Linked DNA regions of Homo sapiens: all the other regions are linked to region 3. Evidence: chromatin loops called from intact Hi-C (ENCODE). Cell type or tissue: heart right ventricle. All regions are shown on one strand.

What was found. Hi-C counts contacts between places; a loop is a spot of excess contacts. Peaks named below come from ENCODE experiments on the same cell type or tissue, not always from the same donor. Only the 100,000 strongest peaks of a DNase experiment are listed, where the experiment ranks them.
Region 1: it touches region 3 in a loop (2.2-fold over the local background); 3 of 110 quality-filtered maps call a loop at or near these places.
Region 2: a loop joins it to region 3, with 3 times the contacts of the local background. A loop is called at or near these places in 63 of 110 quality-filtered maps.

Annotation. Positions count from the first base shown.
Region 1 is chr6:143,772,558-143,776,557 of GRCh38, forward strand. PHACTR2 (phosphatase and actin regulator 2) reads left to right here. Exons shown (of 13, transcript NM_001100164.2): 8 at 1,502-1,658. Among named protein-coding and RNA genes, the nearest start is that of LTV1, 69 kb to the right of the region's middle. In heart right ventricle, no CTCF peak of the experiment used is centred here; no DNase peak of the experiment used is centred here; H3K27ac peaks cover 3,628 bases.
Region 2 is chr6:143,845,597-143,849,596 of GRCh38, forward strand. LTV1 (LTV1 ribosome biogenesis factor) reads left to right here. Exons shown (of 11, transcript NM_032860.5): 3 at 455-628. Among named protein-coding and RNA genes, the nearest start is that of LTV1, 4.3 kb to the left of the region's middle. In heart right ventricle, no CTCF peak of the experiment used is centred here; no DNase peak of the experiment used is centred here.
Region 3 is chr6:143,578,324-143,582,323 of GRCh38, forward strand. It overlaps a transcript of PHACTR2 not described here. Among named protein-coding and RNA genes, the nearest start is that of PHACTR2-AS1, 11 kb to the left of the region's middle. In heart right ventricle, no CTCF peak of the experiment used is centred here; a DNase peak (open chromatin) is centred at 1,594.

The DNA of each region.
Region 1 (4,000 bases), 190 kb after region 3:
GTTTTCTTTCCCCTCATCCTCCTTTCTCAAATTAGAAATGTGTATATCCTAAAGTTTAGCTTTTGATGGGAGGCCTTTCCAGAAGATGATGTCACATGGCTGGATCTGGCCTTTGTCGATGAGCTAGATGAGCTAGATGTGCTAGATGTGCATATTAGTATTTGTGCTGAGAATCAAAGCTTTCTAATAACAGAGACCTTTCTCACTATGACCAAAGAGAGCCCTTCCACTCTGGGCCTGTTGTTGAAGAAAGAAAGTCAGTGCAGATTCATAGGCTTACTCATTGGAGGTGTTTGAAATTTTCACTCGCTTTTGTACTGGGGTTTATAGAAAGGGGAAGGAGGAATGAGTCAAGAATGCCAAATACCTCATTAGCATTAAGAGGCTGGGCACGGTGGCTCATGTCTAATTTTGGGAGGCTAACGTGGGTGAATCCCTTGAGGTCAGGAGTTCGAGACTAGCCTAGCCAACATGGCGAAGCCCTATCTTTACTAAAAATACAAAATCCAGATGGGCATGCTAGCGCACGCCTGTAATTCCAGCTGCTCGGGAGGCTGAGGCAGGAGAATCGCTTGAACCCAGGAGGCAGAAGTTGCACTGAGCTGAGATCGCGCCACTGCACTCCAGCCTGGGAGACAGAGCGAGACTCCATCTCAAAAAATAATAATAAAAAGAATGCTAAATACCTTGCTAGCATTAAAAAAAATCATACTTCCACAATAAGTAAGATAGTAGGCCTTCTAGGAAATAATAATATCATTTATGTATTAAAAATAATGGCAAAAACCACAATTACTTTTGCATCAACCTAATATAACTTAGAGATATGGAAAGTGCTTTTATTTTTTTTTAACTTTGTGCTGGATAACATGGGAGGGATTCACTGTGGACTGAATTTGTAGATTATGGCAAGTTATTACTATATTAGTGATTAAATGGCACTTTTTCAAATCCCTTTTAATTTGCATGGAGCAAAAAAAAAAAAAAACCATTATCATCCATGTGGTGTTACTTATCATTTGTTGAAATTTTCAGGATTCTGGGGTAATTAAGGGTTAAACATTGGTAGACTCTGCCAGGATGGCGTCTGAGTAGAGGAAAGGAGGAGACAAGGATTAACTGTACAGAATAAAAGCAAAAGAACTAAGTTTTTTAAACTTGAAAAAGAAACAGAATTGTGCAATCATTCATTTCTATGATCCACCCTCTCAGCAAAATAAACTGCAGCTATCACTTTCCAAACGATGAAGTGATACTTCTAAGTTTTTTCATGGTGTCCCAATATTTTTCAGAACATTAAAAAGAAATAGCGCTTCAGTCCTCTCAAAATGAACTGCATCCAACTCAAAGTCTTTTTTTCCTTAGGTTAATTAAGATTCTCCTCCTGCATGAGGAGAAAGAATTTGGTCTGGGCTCTATTTAAAGTCCATGCCATGTGTAACCTGAGTGCCACTGGCTAAAAGCCTCTCTCTCTGCATTTCTGCTCTTTTTCAATCCTCAGGTGCTTTGGCAAGTAAAATACGCCGGAGGGATACTCTTGCTATCAAACTTGGCAACAGACCATCTAAGAAAGAACTAGAGGACAAAAACATCTTGCAGCGTACATCTGAAGAAGAGAGGCAGGAAATCCGACAACAAATTGGAACCAAGTTAGTCAGGTAATTGCTAACATTTTAGGACAGTACTGACTAATTTGTATTTTTCTCCCTCCCAAAGCTTCCTACCTAACTGGGGTCATTGTGAATTCCTTATGTACAGATACATCTGGCCTACTGGGTCTTTTAAAGTTGGTCTTGCATGATGAAACACTCGAAGAACCTGTCCTTTGGCCCAGCTAGCCAGTGGCTTTGAGGTCACCAAAGCCTATTCCAGGAGTCAAAAACTTTTTTTTAAAGACCAGTTGGCAAACATTTCAGGCTTTGCTGGCCAGACAGTCTCTGTTGCAGCTACTCAACTGCGCTGCTGTAGCATAAAAGCAGCCATAAATAATAGATAAACAAATGAGTGTGGCCATGTTCCAATAAAACTTTATTTATTCATAAAGCTGGATTTGGCCTGCAGATCACAGTTTGCTCAACAATCCTGGCCTAATTTATGGACTCACTAGCATTCCTGGGAATGCCATGAGGTTCTGCCCTGTGGACTGTGAGACTGCAGAAATATTATTTGCCTTCAATGGTCTGCCTCCATCCAAGTCAGGTAGCCTTAACCCTCATATCTGAACATCCCTCTTCCAACTTCAAGTAAATGGATCATCTGACATCTCTTCCTGCCTCCAACCATTGTATAGGATTTTTGCTTTTGCCACTGGTGACTTTACAAGTCCCTTTAACTGGCAGTTTTAATAGAAGTGAGCATTCATGCCAGAGGTCTTATTTTTGATGATCAGTTTAAGCACATGTAAGAATTAGTTGTTCTGCTGACTTGTCTTACTCTGCATACACAACAGGGTGCATAACTGGGAGAAAGGAACTGTCTAGAATCCCAGAGCAGGATTTGGAGGTGGGGGGAAAATTGCTGTCCTTGCTTGGAAGTGGTATAACTGGAGGCAGGATTGGCATGGAGGCTGCTGACCATTTCTCCAGAGGAAGAGTAACCCCTAAGGCACCTCCTTACAGCTGAGTTGTGCAGAAAGGTGTCAGAGACAGCAGCTGTGGCATCTATCTGAAGGAAAAGCACAGCCTACCAGGGAACCTCGGGGGAGGCTTAGAGGGTCTCTCTGTTCTGTAAACCCTCTTGCGACTCTGGAAGAAATTTGGGAATGTTTACCAGTGGTCTCTCTCGCTCTCGTCTTCTTAATTCAGCCCTAACCTGTGACCATTTCTGGCTTCGGGAAAAAGCCAGCAGAAGCAAGAGGGACTAACGTGATTAATGGTATCGAGCTGGAAAAACCTACAGTTCTAAACTTGCCATCTTACCAAGGAAAAACAAGGGGCCTCTCTGAGGCCCAGAGAGATTAAGGAAATGTCTCAAGGACAGACATGCAGTTACTGAGTAGCAGAACCAGAATTAGAATTTCGCTCCTGGGCTCTCTGCCCAATTTTCTTTTGTATACTGTCTCCTGTTTTGTACTTTCTACTCTATGTAAGAGAGTATATGCTTCTAGGTTTTCTGATTGTTTTATTACTCTTGTTTATGTTTTACTATGAAGAAGAATGTAAATCATTGAATAATATTTGCATAAAATAATAATAGTGTTATCATAGTAAGGAGTAAAAAAGTGTGAAGTATCCTATACCCACCTCAATAAATGTCAAAGTAGCAGTAAAGAAAATTTTGTAAGTTTTTGTTAAAATCCTAAACAAACGAGGAGTTGTAATCCCAGCACTTTGGGAGGCCAAGGCAGGCAGATCACCTGAGGTCAGGAGTTCAAGACCGGCCTGGCCAACATGGCGAAATACCGTTTCTACTAAAAATACAAATATTAGCCAGCTATGATGACTGGCACCTGTAATCCCAGCTACTCAGGAGGCTGAGGCAGTAATTTTGGAGGCAGAGGTTGCAGTGAGCCGAGATTGTACCACTGCACACCAGCCTGGGCAACAGAGTGAGACTCCATCTCAAAAAAAATGTAAAAATAAATTTAAAAAATATATACTAAATATCTTACTATAGGGAGAAACCCTAAAGTCATTTCCTTTAAAAACAGAAGCAAAGAAAAATTCCTTAACCTTACTGTGCTAAAAGTCTGGTCACAATTATTTGTGGTGAAGAAAAGGTATAAATTGTAGGAAAGATATACTGTTATTATACATGGTTGTATACCTAGAAAGCTCTAAAAACTGACCCAAAATTGCTATATATAATGATTTCAGCAGGTTTGCTTGATGTAAGATTAACCTATAAAAATCAACATTATGTTTATATAACATTGTTACATAGAAGAAAATACAATGAAAAAGGGAGATTGCGTTCACGGCATAGCAACAACCGCATTTTAAATACTTAACTATTCACAGGCAGAAGTCCGTAGTCAGGTACCTAGCTAACATCCAGGCCG
Region 2 (4,000 bases), 270 kb after region 3:
TGAACTCCAAGGCTCAAGTGATCCTCCTACCTCAGCATCCCAAAGTGCTGGGATTATAGGCATGAGCCACTGCACCTGGCCCCCCAGGTCTTTTCTTATAACCCTCCAAATAGATGATAAAATAAATTGTATGTTTGTTTCTTGACTCAAAATGTTGCACAGAAATGTCTAGTGGAAGGAGCAATTGTTATTTATTTTTATTGCCCTTTTAAAAGCATGAATGTTTTCATTCCATTTTAATGTTACGTAGCACTCTGGTTTTGAAGCTGTACATTTCCTGTTTGTCAAGAATTCTTTGTCTTTTTCCCATCAGCCAAAATGTTCATGTGCCATCTGCCTCCTACTTGGAAAGCTGTACTCATTGTAATATTCCCATGCCTTATCCTTGGAAGGCTTACTGATTCCATTTTGTTTATAGATAGTGAAGAAAGTACTAATTCCATTTCGTTTATAGATAGACAATGAAGAAAGGCGAGCAGAACAGAGGAAGTATGGAGTGTTCTTTGATGACGACTATGACTACCTGCAGCACCTGAAGGAACCATCTGGGCCTTCAGAGCTTATTCCCTCAAGTACCTTCAGTGCACACAACAGGAGAGAGGAGAAAGAAGAAACGCTAGTAATTCCAGTAAGGCTTTTCAGCAATTTAATTGTGGGAGTGAGGTGAAGAAATCATTTTTGAATCAAGATATCTGTTTGGGGCAAGAAATGGTGTCCGTATGAAGAGCACAAAGATAGACCACGCCTCCACTTAAAATTATATATGTGTATGCATGTGTATACCATCAGGAGAGAATAGGTCACGTCTTCTCTGGTGGCAGGTGTCAACAGTAACAGCCTTTTTATAGGTTCAGAACTTTTGATTGATAGACATGGCCATGTTAGACAGCACTTTTCAATAGGAGAAAAGCAGCTGACATTCTACATGTTAACAACATAACTGTTTTCAGGATCATAAACTCTTGTTCTAAGATAGGACTTAACTTTTGTGGAATATTCAGATCTTTAACACTTTTGTAAAAGCTGCAGGCTACTCATAAGCAAACAGAATGAGTGGATGATAATAACATTCCTGTCTTGTAAACAAATGTTCGGTCCACTTTAATACCTTCTCTTTCAGGACAAATGATAGTACGTGTTTATAAGAAATTAGTGCTGTTAGTCTAAGTTCTGTTTTCTCCCCTGTTTATGTTAAGAATGCCCATGTTGTATGCCTCCGTGACCTTATTTTTAATTTGATGTAGAGTAAATTTTCCTGTGGGAAACTTTTATATCACCTAGCACTTTAAAAAAAGGAGACATTCATTAGGTTTATAAGCAAAAGGTAAGAGATAGAAAGGGCACCAGTTTACCCTGCTCCTCATTCCCCAATTCTGTCATGGTCTAGGCATTCCTTTCCTTGGGGAAGATGTGATTGTAGTTCTTATAGGCAATAGCTTGTTGCTTAAGGAGACTCAGAAAGGTTAGGTTTCAGGATACCATCCCAAAGAAAGGTAATAACTGCAGCTGCTCGTTCACTAAGTAGGTTGTGGCTCTTTTGTAACGCCCCAAATCCCACCACATCTCTGTCATAGAGAACCAACTTCTTTATTCCTTCTTCCTCAAGGCTTTATTGGTAGTAGGGACTTATTGGCTCACTTGCTTCTATAACCTATTGAAGGAGAGAAGGGGTTCCTTAGTGGCTCAACTTGTTTATCTAAGGGAGAAAATTCTTAGTAAAGTCTTGCCTGGCTTGTATTGACCAGTACAAGACTAACTTTTGTTGTTGTTGTTATTGTTGTTGAGACGGAGTTTTGCTCCTGTTGCCCAGGCTGGAGTGCAGTGGCACGATCTCGGCTCACCGCAACCTCCGCCTCCCGGGTTCAAGCGATTCTCCTGCCTCAGCCTCCCTAGAAGCTGGGATTGCAGGCATGTGGCACTGTGCCCGGCTAATTTTGTATTTTTAGTAGAGCCGGGGTTTCTCCGTGTTGGTCAGGCTGGTCTTGAACTCCCGACTTCAGGTGATCTGCCTGCCTCGGCCTCCCAAAGTGCTGGGATTACAGGCGTGAGCCACCGCGCCCGGTCGTATAAGACTAACTTTTAATCCTTAATTCATTTTGAGTAAAAGCAATCACTAATTGGCTTTTTAACAGGATAAGGCTCTTAAATGGACACTTCAGTGACCTTTGCAGGGACAGCTGAATTGTATTTAAAAACAGAAGTGTGGTTGGTTTTCTGAAGAGCTATGAAAAAATATGGATTAGTCCCATATACTTTTTTTACTTTAATTTGTAACACACCACCAAATTCGAGTAGATTAGAAATAATGAATAACCCCTAGAAACAGTGTAAGACAGTGTAAAAAGGCAGTATAGAAATGATTGATGCTTGAGCAGGCCCTGATTTTGACATGAAAGAAAGATGGTGGTGCTGTTGTGGAAAGTAGCTGGGCAAATGTCATGTAGTTGAGAACTACTGCAACCAATGAAAACACAGCACTCCTCTAAAAACAGAGTAATTTCTCTTTAAACTCTTAATCGTGTATGTGATTGACTACTTTTCAAGATTTGAAAAATATCTCACAAAGGTAAATTCATTTAACACAAACTGACCTTGTGTTTAACCCCAAACTTCTAAGGATAAATATCACAAAGGTACCTTTTTAAAAACCTAAAAGACTATGTAGATTTTACTACAATTTTAAGTAATTAATAATGTAATATCCTTAAAAAACATTAAATTGTACACTTTAGGTGAATTGTATGTGAATGATGTCTTAGTAAAGCTGTTTTCTTAAAAATATACTCTACAGCAAAATAACATCTTTGCCCATGTTTGTGCTACTGAGAAACTCATTTTGGAAGCCATAACATCTTGCTGTGTGTACACTGCCATATGTAGCCTTTACTCATGCTCCTCAGAGGCTTCCAATTCAGAGAGCTTTCTCAGTGAGCCAATGAGGATGCACATTCCAGCTTTGTGCCTCCTCCTGGGCTGAGGATAGGGCAGGTGGTGAGGTGCACAGAGATAAATAACACATGGCGGTTGTCCTCACGTTATGAACTGTTTGGTCAAGGAGAGGAAACAAGCATAAGAACCAGTCAGAGAATGTAGGCTAGCAAGCACATGTTTGAGTAGATTGCAGCGTGTGAAGAAGGCGGGAAGTTCACACAAAGGGAAGTTCTAGGACAGTGATCAGAAAGGGCTTCATGTCGGAGGGTAGGAACCGAGCTGGCCACCAAGTGGTGGGTACTGTTGACAGGAGAAGGAACATTTTCAGTCAGGCTGCCGAGACAGTGAGCACTGTGGTTCCGTGTCAGGCACATGCGCGCCAAGTAAAGTGTTTTGCATTATTACATGACTGAGGAATGAACTTGATTTGCATGGTCATATAGAATAACTGAGAAATTTGGATACACAGAGTAGGCCTTGATTTTATAGGTCCTTGAGAACCAGGGCCTTAAATACAGAGTGAAAAATTGAGACCTGTCAGAAACTCAAGAAGGTCACATGAAAAACTATTAAAGGAGCTTAATCTCGCCATGGGTATGAAGGTTGTAGTAGATATAGACTAGCTATATGAGCGGTTGCAGTCATTTATGTTTTGGTTAACTATAAATGAGGTGATGCCCCAAAGAATAGAGTGAAATCACTGTATGTAAGAGATTTCAAGGGGACATAGGACAGAGCAAAATGATTTATAACCACCCGAGGATTTAAGATTGCCAATTCATACAAGGGCTGTGCCATTACTAGAGATTAGGACATTATCTCTAGTTTAAGAGGAAAATGTTTAATTTTGGTTTGAAATTTCAGGCAAGTGGAGTTAAGAAACTCTGGGATTTGAATCCCAGAATCTCACTTACTGATCATTCTCAGGCAGGTGGGCCATTTAAACTTTCCTAGTTTTTGTTCTTTTGGTAAAACATGGTGATACCTCATGGGATCTGAGGGATAAATGGAATAATTTGCTAGAGAAGGCATTGTGATGTATTATAGAGAGTTACTTTTGGGTTTATGA
Region 3 (4,000 bases):
GATTCAACTCTTCTTGGCCCTTAACTTTCCTCAGGGAGGCAGGGGAGGCCAGAAGTCAAGAGAATAGATACGTGGCATTAGGCTTTCCCCATAAGAAAGGTTGAGCATGGTAGCCATGGAAGGATGTGTAGGTTGTTCACTGCTCAAGAGCATTGACTGTGGGGAAGAATGGGGCCGAAATGCAGCCCATACCCTGCTTGCCAAGCTGGGTACAAAATCACTCCTGCCAACAAGAAAAGGAGGAAAAGGACCTTTTAAAAAAATTTGCTGTTGACTTGGATGCTGAGGGCTACGTGGAGGGCCTGGACAATGAGGAGAGGATGAGGAGGAGGAGGAGGAGGAAGGAGAAGAGGAGGACATGAGTGCAGAAGAGGAGGATGAAGACGATTATAACAATGGAGAGGTAGATGATGAAGAAGATGAAGAAGACCTTGGTGAAGAAGAAAGGAGTCAGAAGTGAAAGCAGCTCAAAGATGAGGGAGAAGACGATGACCAAGTGGAATAACGTATTTTCAAAAATGCCTATTGTGATTTGTGTTTTTACCCATATCCCCTCTACCCTCATAATCCTGCCCCCAAAACTTTTTTTTTTGTTGTTGAGACAGGATCTTGTTCTGGCACCCAGGCTGGAGTGCAGTGGCGTGATCACAGCTCACTGCAACCTCCGTCTCCCGGGTTCAAGCCATCCTCCTGCCTCAGCCTCTTGAGTAGCTGGGACTACAGGTGCATGCCACCACACCTGGCTAATTTTTGTGTTTTTTGTAGAGATAGGGTTTTGCCATGTTGCCCAGGACGGTCTTGAACTCCTGGGCTCAAGTGATCCCCCCACCTTGGCCTCCCAAAGTGCTGGGATTACAGGCATGAGCCACTGTGACCTGCTCCAAAACTTATTTTTTTCTTATTGTAACATAGCTGTGTGAACAAGAAGGGAAAGGTGTACTGGGGGTTGTTGGAGGAGGGAAAGTGTGGGGGAAATAAAATACTATTTTTATTGTCAAAAAATTTGCATAAAGGAGACTTATGGGCCAAGAGAGGTCCTGGTTGAAGGAAGGAAAACATTTTGCTTTGCAGGGAGGATGAGTCTTTAGTAGAAAACAAAACAACAACAACAACAAAACATCCCCCAAACCAGCAAAAATGCCCATTTTAGCAAATTGCCCTATTATGTGTGTAGTTTTTAAGTAGATTTTCATATATAAGAGAGACAAGGAAAGAGGCGAGCGGACAGCTGTGATGAAAGAGCCCAAGGAACCCCCCCAATAAGGCACCATCTCAGAGAAGGCACTTCTTTGGGGGTCACTCAGTGAGACCTGGGAAGGTGAGCGGAAGGGGCCTCTTCTGCAGATGGTGGCCTGGAGGAGAAGACCCTTTTCCACTGCACCGAGACGATCAGCGGGAAGAATGAGTGGGTGTGTATTCATTATCTATTGCTGTATGAAAAACTACCCTACAGTGTAGCTGCTTAGGAAATACATTTATTGTTTCTGTGAGTCAGGAATCCAGGCACATTTAGCTGGGCCCTCTGGCTCAGGATCTCTCCCAGATTGCAATCAAGGTATGCGCCAGGGCTGCAGTCATCTCCTGGCTCTGCCGGGAGGAGCTGCGTCCAAGCTGACTCACGTAGTTGTTGGCAGGGTTCTGTTTTCTGTGAGCTGTGGGACTGGGGACCTTAGTTCCCCATGGGCTGTTGTTTTGCAGGCCACCCTCAGTTTCTTGCCACGTGGGCCTCTCCATAGGGCAGCTCACAACATGACCACTGTCTTCTCTCAGCATGAGCCAGAAAGAAAATCAAGAGAGGGATAGCAAGATGGGAGTCATGATCTTTCTATAGCTTCGTCTCAAAAGTGATATCCCATCCCTTTAGAAGGGAGTCAACTTGGGGCCGGGCGCAGTGGCTCACTCCTGTAATCCCAGCACTTTGGGAGGCCAAGGCAGGCAGATCACGAGGTCAGGAAATCGAGACCATCTTGGCCAACACGGTGAAACCCCGTCTCTACTAAAAATACAAAAAATTAGCCCGGCTTGGTGGCGGGCGCCTGTAGTCCCAGCTACTCTGGAGGCTGAGGCAGGAGAATGGCGTGAACCCAGGAGGCGGGGCTTGCAGTGAGCCGAGATCGTGCCACTGCACTCCAGCCTGGGCGACAGAGCGAGACTCCGTCTCAAACAAAACAAAACAAAACAAAACAAAAAATACAAACAATTAGCTGGGCGTGGTGGCACACACCTGTAATCCCAGCTACTTGGGAGGCTGAGGCAGGAGAATTGCTTGAACCCGGGAGGCAGAGGTTGCAGTGAACTGAGATCATGCCACTGTACTCCAGCCTGGGTGACAGAGCAAGACTCCGTCTCAAAAAATAAAATAAAATAAAACAATAAAAAATAAAAGAAGGGAGCCACTTAGTCCTGGCCTCCATAGTGTGGGTGGCTGAAGGAACGTGAAGATAAATGTCTCTGAAGACAAGAAGGTGAGATAATTAAGAGACTTAGGTTTTGGATGGGTCACCTACACAAATGAAGTGACCCAGAATGCTGAGGGAACCAGGGTGGAGGTAAACTGGGAGGTGGGTGCTAAAACTTCTAGGGTGGGAGAGAGAGTGACACCAGGTGTTGAAATTACAGAAGGGACCATTTCTGGCAACACAGCAGACCAGATATCCTATAAAAGTCTTCCATTACAGAACACCTACACATCAGGAGCTCAAAAACAGATATATTCTTTAAATGTCTAGCCAACATTTTGGAAAAGTGTGGGAAATCCCTCAGGGCCAAAACCAGAGGGAGTTGGACACCAGAGTGATAAGCAGACACTGAAGGCAAGGCCAACCTCAGGGCTTGGCTCAATATTCTAGAACTTTACCCTTGTTCTCAAGTCTCCGTGTGGACAGGGGATGAGGGTTACCTGGTTTCTGCTCCTTTGACTATGGCATAGACTCTGTAGATGTCTGTAATTGACCGGGAGGTATGTAGATGACTGTATCAAGTTATCCTCCTGACCGGGCGCAGTGGTTCATGCCTGTAATCCCAGCACTTTGGGAGGTCAAGACAAGGAAGGAGGTGAGCTGACAGATGTGCTGGAAGAGCACAAGGAACCCACCAGTCAGGCATGATCTCGGAGAGGGCGCTTGTTTGGGGGTTACTCAGTGAGACCTGGGAAGGAGAGAAGGGACCTTTTCTGCAGACGGTGGCCTGGAGAAGAAGCTCTTTTTCCACTGAAACAGGAGGAATGGCGGGAAGGATGAATGGATATGTGTATTAATTATCTATTGCTGCATGACAAATACGGATCACTCAAGTCCAGGAGTTTGAGACCAGGCTGGGCAACATGATGAAACCCTGTCTCTACCAAAAAATACGAACATTAGCTGGACATGGTGGTGGGTGCCTGTAATCCCAGCTAGTCAGGAGGGTGAGGCAGGAGGATCACCTGAGCCTGGGAAAGTCGAGGCTGCAGTGAGCCATGATCACGCCACTGCACTCCAGCCTGGGTGACAGAGTGAGAACCCTGTTCCCCTCCCCACCCCTCAAAAAGGAAAGAAAGTTATCCTGCCCTTGCCTAGACTTAGATGAACCCAGTCTATTTTTTGCAGTTATACATGGGGATGGCAAAAGGCAGAATCCTGGGCATTGGCATGAAGGCCTTGGGTCTTAATGCCTAAGTGAGTCACATAAACCCTGGACAAAAGGCTGTACCGTCAATATGAGGAAAAGCTAGAAAAAAAGACCTATCACTCTCATAAAAATTCATAACCATAGTCCACACCCTCACATAGATTTGGCACTAGAATTTATACCACCTGTTTAGGTCTGTAAATGCCAAGCCAAACTAATAATTGAAAGTGGTTCTAGTTGGAGAACTGTGGGGCACCCAGCACAATTCAGAGCAAATCGTTTTGGAAATAGAATCTCAGCCCAGGTTTCCTGCAATTCCCATACATTGCTCAACTAAACATGAGTTCAGAAGTCAAAATTACAAAATACCCTAGGAAACACGCCACTAGGA